Linked DNA regions of Homo sapiens: region 2 is linked to region 1. A link is a contact called in ENCODE Hi-C or POLR2A ChIA-PET data. All regions are on one chromosome and are shown on one strand. The core of a region is the stretch at or near the end of the contact, and the rest is flanking DNA. Distances in the headings are between cores, read along the strand shown. Region 1 overlaps CARM1 (coactivator associated arginine methyltransferase 1). Region 2 overlaps SMARCA4 (SWI/SNF related BAF chromatin remodeling complex subunit ATPase 4).

The links. Hi-C counts contacts between places; a loop is a spot of excess contacts on that map. ChIA-PET counts read pairs that join two places held with the same protein, here RNA polymerase II (POLR2A).
Region 2: a loop to region 1 is called in a map of astrocyte of the cerebellum, with 5 times the contacts of the local background. The contact joins two enhancer-like sites. A Hi-C loop is called at or near these places in 2 of 168 maps with a recorded cell type or tissue (G401 and astrocyte of the cerebellum). POLR2A ChIA-PET finds 5 or more read pairs at or near these places in 1 of 52 experiments (GM12878).

What each region holds. Positions count from the first base shown.
Region 1 is chr19:10,913,605-10,918,945 of GRCh38, forward strand. It overlaps CARM1 (coactivator associated arginine methyltransferase 1), which reads left to right. Exons shown (of 16, transcript NM_199141.2): 6 at 273-450; 7 at 2,803-2,893; 8 at 3,092-3,173. Among named protein-coding and RNA genes, the nearest start is that of YIPF2, 12 kb to the right of the region's middle. Within about 2 kb of position 2,032, at least 2 of the 41 ENCODE cell types and tissues checked have a DNase peak (open chromatin) inside an H3K27ac peak, as active enhancers do.
Region 2 is chr19:11,041,146-11,046,486 of GRCh38, forward strand. SMARCA4 (SWI/SNF related BAF chromatin remodeling complex subunit ATPase 4) reads left to right here. Exons shown (of 35, transcript NM_003072.5): 30 at 162-415. Among named protein-coding and RNA genes, the nearest start is that of LDLR, 46 kb to the right of the region's middle. RefSeq lists an enhancer at 5,205-5,254. Within about 2 kb of position 1,251, at least 7 of the 41 ENCODE cell types and tissues checked have a DNase peak (open chromatin) inside an H3K27ac peak, as active enhancers do.

The DNA.
Region 1 (5,341 bases), core at 782-3,281:
TCAGGCTAGTCTCCCAACTTATGAGGTCAAGCAGTCCGCCTGCCTCGGCCTCCCAAAGTGCTGGGATTACAGGCATGAGGCACCGTGCCCGGCCCACAGTGAGCTCTTAACAGGCTATGGCCAATCGCAGCCATGGTTGGGGCGCCAGCGAAGCAGGCAGAGGGGCACCCAATGCCCATGTGTGGATGGAGGCTGTCCCTTGAGAGCAGGTCTAGGGAGGGCCCCATGGCAGGAAGACGCAGGGAAGCCCACATGGCCCTGCCCGCCTGCAGGTCTTGGTGAAGAGTAACAACCTGACGGACCGCATCGTGGTCATCCCGGGCAAGGTGGAGGAGGTGTCACTCCCCGAGCAGGTGGACATCATCATCTCGGAGCCCATGGGCTACATGCTCTTCAACGAGCGCATGCTGGAGAGCTACCTCCACGCCAAGAAGTACCTGAAGCCCAGCGGTGAGCACTGGGGGGTACACAGGCCAGGCCCCTCGGTGGAGGCCCTGGCTGCCGCTGAGCCAGGCCATCAGTGCTTCAGCTCCCTGCTTACTGTCGGTGGCCCGGGGTGTAGGGAAGCCTGGGCTTTTCCCCCGCTCCCACCCCAACCCCACTCCAGCCAGCTGTGGCTTTTGGAGCCCTGGGCCCCAAACACGGCCAGACACCCAGCTGCCCACTCGCCCAGACAGGGTACACAGGATCTCCTGGCACCTCTGCCGTCCCATGTCCTGCTCCTGCGGGACAGCCTCTGGCTGGGAGTGGGGATTGGGACAGGTTCTGTGGTCAGCAGTTCCCCAACAAGCCCTGCTCTCCTCACAGTCCAGGAGGTGGGGTGGGCGAGCATGTGTGCAAATGCAGGGGTGTGGGTGCGAGTGTACGTGTGTGAGGAGGTGAGGTAGCTGTCTGGCAAGCCCATCTGTCACTTCCCATCCGTGCCTCTGGGTATGGCCTCTGGTCACTGGGTGACTGTTTCTTTTTTTGAGACAGAGTTTCACTCTTGTTGCCAAGGCTGGAGTGCAGTGGTGCGATCTCGGCTCACTGCAACCTGCACCTCCCCAGTTCAAGCAATTTTTGTGCTTCAGCCTCCTGAGTAGCTGGGATTACAGGTGTGCACCACCACGCCCAGCTAAGTTTTGTATTTTTAGTAGAGATGGGGTTTCACCGTGTTGGTCAGGCTGGTCACGAACTCCTGACCTCAGGTGATCTACCCGCCTCAGCCTCCCAAAGTGTTGGGATTATAGGCATGAGCCACTGTGCCTGGCCTGGGTGACTGTTTCTATTTGCCCATCTGTCTTGGGGTCTGTGCAGCCCTGACGCCTGAGGCATGTGCCTGTGGCTCTTCTCATGCTAGGTATGTGAGCGTCTGAGCATTTCTGTACAGGCAAGCAGCTGTGTGTGCGTGTGGCAGGGTACAGGTCCCCAGCCAGGGTAGCAGCCATGGGATGGAGCGTGGGCAGCAGCAGGCTGGTGGGGCTTGTGCAGGCAGGGGCAGGGGGGAAGCTTCCACTCTCATCTCTGGCCCGCCCTGGATCCAGGCCCTAGGGTCCTGGCTGGCTGTGCTCCTGGAGGTGGGAGGTGGCGTCCCACAGCTGTGTCTCATGTCTTGGGTGTGAGTATGGGAAGCAAGGCTGCTCCAGGGGCTGTGGGCCCCACTCTCCTCCCCTTCTGCCCTGATGGTGGGGATGGGGGTGGGGACAGCCCCAGCAGAGAGGGCCCCTCCCGATGGGACATGAAGCCAGATGGCAGTCAGGCTCTGTGGGCAGCTGCATGTGCCCCCGACGTCCCAGCAGCCAGCTTGCAGGGAGGGGGGAGGCCAGGCCTGTGCAAGGAGGACTCCTGTCCAGCTCAGGAAGCTCTTCCAGGGGTTAAAGGCAGCCCTCCCCTCTCCCAGTCACATGTCTTCTGGTCAGCAGGAGCCAGAGGTTCCTTCCAGGCTGGGTCACTTCCCATGGTGCCCCCAGGTCCCCCAGGGCAGAAGCCGCAGCATGTGCATCTCCCTCCCCGTTCCAGCAGCTGCAGCCCTGCAGCTCTCGCCTCGGGTACAGCCTGGTGGCGTAAGGAGGAGGCAGAGTCCCACTGATACCTCAGGATCTCCTCCCCCAGCTTGCAAGGCTGGGGGGCCCACATCTGGAGGCCAGGTGCTCCTTGGGGCAGGCGGGGCTGCGGGGCCCTGATCCTCCCTGCCACTGGCCCTGACTCATGCGTCTACCCTTGAGTCACAGAGGGAGGCCCTGCCCTTCCCTCAGTCTGTGTGCCCAGACCAGGCAGGCCAAGTGGCCCATCCTGCCGGCTGGGTGCCTGTGCCAGAACCTAGGCAGTCCCTGTGGTGTGGATTTGGCTTCCCCCACCTGGCTCTTGGCCTCAACTGAGGTCCCCAGCGGCGTTGGGGTAGCCCGGGGCCCACCACCCTCCCTCTGTCCAGAGCAACTTTGCTATGCTTTCCCGGCTGCACACATGCACAGACGGCAGGGCCTGAGAGGCAGCGCCTGGCCACATCCCGGGCACTGCCTGCTTCCCCGTGAGTCTTTGGCAGGTCCCTCACACCTGCCAGGTCTAGTAATAGGACATAAAGATGAGCCACCAGCCTCCCAGTCTCAGGTGGAATTCGTGAGCTGGTGCAGGTCAGGTACCCGTGGTGGTGATGAAACACTGATCAGAATAGGCGCTCGGTGCCACTGTCACAGGAGTGCAGGAACGAATGGATGACAGGCTGGGAGCACCCAGGGTTGGGGGTCTTGGGGTCCTTTGGAAGCTCTGCCAGGCAGTGTGGGATGTGTCACCTGACGCCAGCACCCCTCCCTGCCCCACTCCCAGGAAACATGTTTCCTACCATTGGTGACGTCCACCTTGCACCCTTCACGGATGAACAGCTCTACATGGAGCAGTTCACCAAGGCCAACTTCTGGTGAGTGTGCCCTGGGTGTCCCGCCTGGGCCCCACAGCCTGCCTTCTCAGGGACAGCCCCAGCTCCCCAGAGAGCCTGCACTCCTCTTTTTCTGAAAGACTTGGGCTAGATGAGGGCTGACTGGGAGAGAAGGCAGGGCTACCCCACCTGCCTCTTCTGCAGCCCTGACCTTGCTGTGGGGGTGGGGCCTGTCCACAGGTACCAGCCATCTTTCCATGGAGTGGACCTGTCGGCCCTCCGAGGTGCCGCGGTGGATGAGTATTTCCGGCAGCCTGTGGTGGTGAGTAGGGCCTCCAGGGTACTGCTGCAGTGATCACTTGCCATTGCTGTGCAGCTGTGCAGCCCTCAGGAAGCTACAGCCCCTCTCTGAGCCCTCTCCTCTGCCCTGCACAGCGCTCTCACAGAGATTTGGGCCAAAAGTGTCAATGCATGTAGACACTTAGCACACAGCACACATGCAATACATGTGGAACATTATTAGGTGAGGCTAAGGCAGAGGGGGCATTTAGGCTCAGGAGTTCAAGATCAGCCTGGGCAACACAGAGACGCCATCGCTATTTTTAAAATTAAAATAAATAAATAATAAAAATAAAAAAGAACCATTACTAGATGAATTTATCCTTGGTGAGCTGATGTGATTTATTGATTGATTTTACTTGAGATTTTTGATACATAGATCCATGATTTAAAAATCAAAAGGAAAAAAAAGCTAGGTGCAGTGGGTCACACCTGTAATCCCAGCACTTTGGGAGGCCAAGGCGGGCAGATCACGAGGTTAGGAGATTGAGACCAACACGGTGAAACCCCATCTCTACTAAAAATACAAAAAATTAGCCAGACGTGGTGGCGGGCGCCTGTAGTCCCAGCTACTCAGGAGGCTGAGGCAGGAGAATGGCGTGAACCCGGGAGGCAGAGCTTGCAGTGAGCCGAGATCGCACCACTGCACTCCAGCCTGGGCGACAGAGTGAGACTCCGTCTCAAAAAAAAAGAAAAAAAGGTTCCATTTTATTCTGTTTTCCCCCTGCTCTTGATGTTTTTCATTCGTTTTGGGAGACTCTTGGACTATCTTGGATACTATCTCTTTAAACACTACGTCTGCCCCATTCTTTCTCCTTCTGGGATTCCAATTACGTGTACAGTGAACCTTTTCACCATATCTCAGATGATTGTTATACTCTTTTCTGTCTTTTCCATCCATTTTTTTCTCTCATTTTCTTTTTCTTTTTTTTTTTTTTTTTGAGACGGAGTCTTGCTCTGTTGCCCAGGCTGGAGTGCTGTGGCATGATGTCAGCTCACTGCAACCTCCACTTTCCGGGCTCAAGCGATTCTCAGACTCCTGAGTAGCTGGGAGTACAGGCGCTTGCCACCACTCCCAGCTAGTTTTTTGTAATTTTAGTAGAGATGGGGTTTCGCCATGTTGGCCAGGCTGGTCTGAAACTCCTGACCTTAGGTGATCCGCCTGCCTCGGCCTCCCAAAGTGCTGGGATTACAGGCGTGAGCCACCATGCCCAGCGTGTTCAGTCTTTTGTGATATCACTGGGGAGTGAATGAGTGAAAAAAGCAGGAAATATTTTGGTGGTATTATGCAAATTTTGTATTATGATGAGGGTGCCTTGGAAGAGGCCACAGTTTGAGAAGGTGCTGCTTTATGGTACAGCCTTTGGTAATGTTAATGCAAGTCCAGTGGTTAGCCTCATTACCAATATGCTGCTGAACCACCCGTTAGCTTTTATTGTTTTTTGAAACAGGATCTCACTCTGTTCCCCAGGCTGGAGTACAGTGGCTCAATCACTTCATGGCTTACTTCAGCCTCGATCTCCCAGACGCAAGTGATCCTCCTGCCTCAGCTTCCCAAGTAGCTGGAACTATAGGAGTGTGCCACCATGCCCGGCTAATTTATTTTTTTGTAGATATGGGGCCTCACTGTGTTACTCAGGCTGGTCTTGAACTCCTGACCTCAGGTGATCCGTCCGCCTCGGCCTCCCAAAGTGCTGGGATTATAGGCATAAGCCACTGCACCTGGCGTTGAGCCTCTTATTAGCGGCTTTCTGCTTGGTGTCTTAGCCTCTGATGCCCTGCCTCGCTCAAAGCTCAGGAGTTGGCCAATTTCACAAGCGCACTGAGTGTGCACCGCCCACCTTGCCCTCCTGCACTTATTTCCCTTTGCTTTGACATCACAGCCCCTTGAATCCGAGCTGCCTTGGTAACCCTGAGCTCCCATTTTGCTTTCCCCACCCAAGGAAGCTGCTGAAAGGTCGAGGTGGCCGTTTTCTGCCCTCCCCATGGGGAAAAGGTAGAGGCCAGAAAGGGCTCCCTCCAGAAAGGGCATTTCCCTCCTTTCCAGGAGCTTGATCCCCAAAATCCTGGCCGCTCTGGTTGGTCACCAGTGCTTCCAACAACTGGTTTATTCTTTTCTTTGGATTTTATTCGGTTTACATAGTTCATGGC
Region 2 (5,341 bases), core at 1-2,500, 130 kb after region 1:
AGAGTCCCAGTGTGTGTTATGCCCCGAGCCAGTCAAGCTGAAGGGAGAGCGGGTGCGGGGGCCCTCCTCCGTGTCCCAGCCCGGCCCCTGGGATTGCGTCGCGGCCTCTGCTTGTCGACCTGGGTGCTGGCTGTCCTATTTTACTACTATTGACCCTGAAGGCCATCGAGGAGGGCACGCTGGAGGAGATCGAAGAGGAGGTCCGGCAGAAGAAATCATCACGGAAGCGCAAGCGAGACAGCGACGCCGGCTCCTCCACCCCGACCACCAGCACCCGCAGCCGCGACAAGGACGACGAGAGCAAGAAGCAGAAGAAGCGCGGGCGGCCGCCTGCCGAGAAACTCTCCCCTAACCCACCCAACCTCACCAAGAAGATGAAGAAGATTGTGGATGCCGTGATCAAGTACAAGGACAGGTAAGCGAGGAGGCGGGGAGGGCGGGGGCTGTAGGGGTCCCCGTGGGAGCAGGCCTGGCATCTGCACTCTGACTCTGCACACTCAGGCTTGGGCCGCTCACTCTTTCACTCATCCACAAACACTGACTGAATCTCTGTGTCTTTGAGCCTGGCCCTGAGGAACATGCTTTCTGGAACAGGGAAGCACACATGTATCTGCGGTGATGAGAGGGAATGTCACATGTGGTCGAGAGGAGAGGCAGGGGTGCGGGTCTCGGAGAAGGGGACATTGCAGCAGAGCCTTGAGAGAGGGGAGGTTGGGGAGAGTGCACCAGCAGAGGCCACAGCAGGCGGAGAGGCTCTGCCAAAGTTGTGGCCTGGTGGCCTCAAGGGATGAGGTGGGATGAGGGGTTATATGGCAGTAATGGGTGCTGCCCGTGTGGCCAGGAGGTTGGGGACAAGAGGCTGGCATGTCTGGAGCAGAGAAAGTGGCAGCCCTCTCCTGTCCTTGCACCCTCCCAGGCTACCTGTGCCATCTCTGTGTTGGTGAGATGGTGGCCACACTCCTGCTCTCTGCCAGGCCCTGCTCCAAGCCTGGAGATCGCTGTCCTCACAGACATGTCCTATATACGAGGCAGCATGCGGTTCCAGCTGTGGCCACGGCCCAGCGGCGGATCATAACGTGTTGGTGGATCATGAGTGCCATTTATATGTTTTTCATTTACTAATATCCTTTTCCGTGAGCGACTCTATATGGGTACCATTTAAATAAGAAGAAAGGAATGTTCTCAGCAACTCCCCAGGGAGGCATGTGCACCTTCTGCCAGCCCAGGGCAGGTCACAGAGCTGGGCAGGAGCCAGCAAAGGTGTAAGGCCCATGCCTGGCCCAGGACTCACCCAGTCTTCCACTCTCCAAGGTCTTATTTCACTTCCTGGTACACACTGGCCAGTACGGCTGTCCCCGTAATGGGAGGGTTGTACTGTTTGATTTTAAATAACAGTTTGCTGTTAGTCATGAAGCAGAGCGTGGGGGAATTGTATCTGTTGGAGGGGAAAGTGAAGGGAGCCCACATGCATGGTTTGGAGAGAATCTTACCAAGTGTGAAGTTTTAGAGGATGGTAACAATTGGAGTGCCTAAATTAATGAGTCAAAATTACCGCGCAAGGCCAGCTGTGGTGGTCCACACCTGTCAGCCCAGCACTTTGAGAGGCTGAGGTGGGAGGATCACTTGAGGTCAGGAGTTTGAGACCAGCATGGACAACATGGTGAAAACCCATCTTTACTGAAAATAGGAAAACAATTACCTGGGCGTGGTGGCACGCTTTTTGGGAGGCTGAGACAGGAGAATCACTTGAACCCAGGAAGTGGAGGTTGCTGTGGACCAAGATTGCACCACTGCACTCCAGCCTTGGGTGACAGAGCAAGACGCCCACTCCAAAAACAAAATACTGCTTAAAAAGGTTCTTTTAGCCAGATGCGGTGGCTCATGCCTGTAATCCCAGCACTTTAGGAGGCCAAGGCGGGCGGATCACTTGAGGTCAGGAGTTTGAAACCAGCATGGCCAATATGGCGAAACCCCCTCTCTACTAAAACTACAAAAATTCGCCGAGCGTAGTGGTGCATGCCTGTAATCCCAGCTACTCGGGAGGCTGAGGTAGGAGAATCTTGAAGCTGGGAGGCGGAGGTTGCAGTGACCCAAGATCACATCAGTGCACTCCAGCCTGGGGGACAGAGTGAGACTCCGTCTCAAAAAGAGAAAAAAAGAAAGGTTCTTTTATTATTGGAAGAGAAACAGATGATGAAGGAAAGGAGACATATTCAAGTTCAATGCCAGATCTGAAAATGTCATGTGTTGTCAGTATTGAGAAAAAAATATATAGACTCTAATTCACAAACCTAACTCCAAGGCTAAGTCCTCAAAGAGGAAAGCAAGTGGAGGACTTAAGTTACTTAAAGTGCGGGATACAGCTGCGGGCAGTAGCACATGCCTGGGGTCCCCACTACTTGGGAGGCTGAGGTGGGAGGATCACTTGAGCACAGCAGGTCCAGGCTACAGTGAGCCATGATCACACAGCTGCACTCCATCCTGGGTGATGGAATGAGACCCTGTATCTTAAAAAAATGAAATAAATACAGAATACTTATTTAAAACATGGGCCAGGTATAGTGGCTCGTGTAATCCCAGCACTTTGGGAGGCTGAGGTGGGCGGATCACTTGAAGTTAGGAGTTTGAGACCAGTCTGGCCAACATGGCAAAACCCCATCTCTACAAAAAATACAAAAATAGAAATTAAACTGGCATGGTGATGCGTGCTTGAGCTCCCAGCTCGGGAGGCTGGGCACGAGAATCGCTTGAACCCAGAAGGCAGAGGGTGCAGTGAGCCAAGATTGCACCACTGCACTCCAGCCTGGGTGACAGAGTGAGACAATACCTGAAAAACAAAAAACAAAAACAAAAAAAGGGAATTCGCAGAAATCTAATGACAATGACAGACCCTCCCCATGTTTTATTTCTAATGATAATCTTGTGAGGGAAACTTAACATTACCAACCTAAAGAAGACCCTTGAAGCGCAGTGGGGAAAGCACGGGTGTCTCCATCACACTGGTCTCCTGGGTATCCACGTAGAGAGGATGAGCCTCGACCACCCCCACACACGCACACACCATGCACTTGGATCCACGTGACATGGACTGTGGATGTAAGAACGTGAAAGGTAAAACAAAATTCTAGAAGAAAGCACGGGAGAAAATCTTCATGAGTAGGCATCGATTTCTTCCACGGGAGCCAAAAGCCACTAATCACAAACAATTGAGAAATTAGACCTCACTGAAATTAATAACATCTGTTTATTAATGGACACGCTGATGGAGACAGTGAAAACTCCTCATAGATGAGGAAAAGACAACACAATTTAAAGCTGGACAAGAGCCGGGAACAGACGCCTCCTTACACAGGACATCCCAGGACTAATCAATGTGGGGAAAGGTGCTCACGTCATTGCATTAGCATCACAACTTCAAGAAAATGCTCGTTAAAACCAGAGTGACTTGCACCAGCACCCGCCCCAGAACGGCCGAATGCCCATCAGTGCTGGCAAGTCTGAAGCAGTCTGGCCTCACACCCTGCGTGTAGGAGTATGCAGCTCTTTGGCAATCTCTTCTGTTTTGCTTTGTTTGTTTTTAACCATCGAACTGCAGAAGATAATATTTTCTGAGGCTCAGCCTGTACATACCCTCTGACCCAGCAGCCTGCAGCCCTCGTTCTACCCAGGAGAGCTGAGTGCATCTGTCCACACCGACAGACGTGTCCATAGCCACTTTGGTCATAATCTCCCAAAACAAGAATCAGCCCAGTGTCCATCTACAGGGGCATGGATCAGTGGAGGCCTAATCGTACAGGGCCCCAAACAGCTGTGAAAACAGACATAGTACTGCTACCTGGAAGAAGCTTACATTTTGTTGAGTGAAAGAAGCCAGACACTAAAAAGGGCATACTGGCCGGGCACGGTGGCTCACGCCTGTAATCCCAGCACTTTGGGAGGCCGAGGCGGGCGGATCACGAGGTCAGGAGATTGAGACCATCCTGGCTAACATGGTGAAACACCGTCTCTACTAAAAATACAAAAAATTAGCCGGGTGTGGTGGTGGGCGCCTGTAGTCCCAGCTACTCGGGAGGCTGAGGCGGGAGAATGGCATGAACCCAGGAGGCGGAGCTTGCAGTGAGCCGAGACCGCGCCACGGCACTCCAGCCTGGGCGACAGAGCGGGACTCCGTCTAAAAAAAAAAAGAGGGCCTACTGTGTGCCTCCAGTTCTGTGAGGGTCAGAAGCTGATCCACAGTAATGGCTGCCAAGCAGTGCTTACCTTGAGAGAGGGAATAGCAGGAAAGCCACACGACGAGCCTTCTAGGATACTGGGGATATTCTCTCTATAGATCTGGATGTGTATATGATGTGTACATTCACCAAGGTGTACACATGAGATATGTACACTTCTCTGTATTCCATTACACCTTGGTTTTTGAAAAGACAGAAACAGCATGCTCAGCTTATTAAGAACCTGAATATTTTCAGACAAAAAGTATGTCTAGTGTTAGTCCACTTTTTTTTTTTTTTAGTTTTAGACTCACAGAGCCCTCTTAGGGTCATATTTAGTTGTATATCATCTGACAAAAGAGGGAATGGCTCACCCAGCTGCTACAGTCAGTCTTGTAGCCTTTGTAAGATTTGATGATAAATCATACAATAAATTAAAACTTTCGGCTGGGCACAGTGGCTCACGCCCATAATCCCAGCACTTTGGGAGGCCGAGGCGGAGGATCACTTGAGCCCAGGAGTTCAGATGAGCCTGGCCAACATAGTGAGACTCTGTCTCTATTTAAAAAAAAGAAGAAAAAAAAAGTCTGGGTGTGGTGGCTCACGCCTGTAATCCCAGCACTTTGGGAGGCTGAGGCGAGCGGATCACAAGGCCAGGAGATCAAGACCATGCTGGCTAACACAGTGAAACCCCGTCTCTACTAAAAATACAAAAAATTAGCCAGGCGTGGTGGCGGGCGCCTGTAGTCCCAGATACTCGAGAGGCTGAGGCAGGAGAATGGCGTGAACCCGGGAGGCAGAGCTTGCAGTGAGCCGAGATTGTGCCACTGCACTCCAGCCTGGGCGACAGAGCGAGACTCCGTCTCAAAAAAAAAAAAAAAACCCCAAATCTTAACTCTTACTGCTAAGTGACTGCTTTATCGAAACTGTTCTGTTTCGGGACATTTGATTCTGGTAGAGATTTTGAGACCTGCTTTGAAGAGGACACCAACATTTCAGTCACACAGCAATGCTCCTGTCTTACCTGGGATCCATGTGGGAGGATGCCTCAGTGGGGGATTTGATCTGTGTTTTCAATTTAACCTCACATCTTACTGGAATGGATGGATTCACAGACCTGGGGGTCGCCC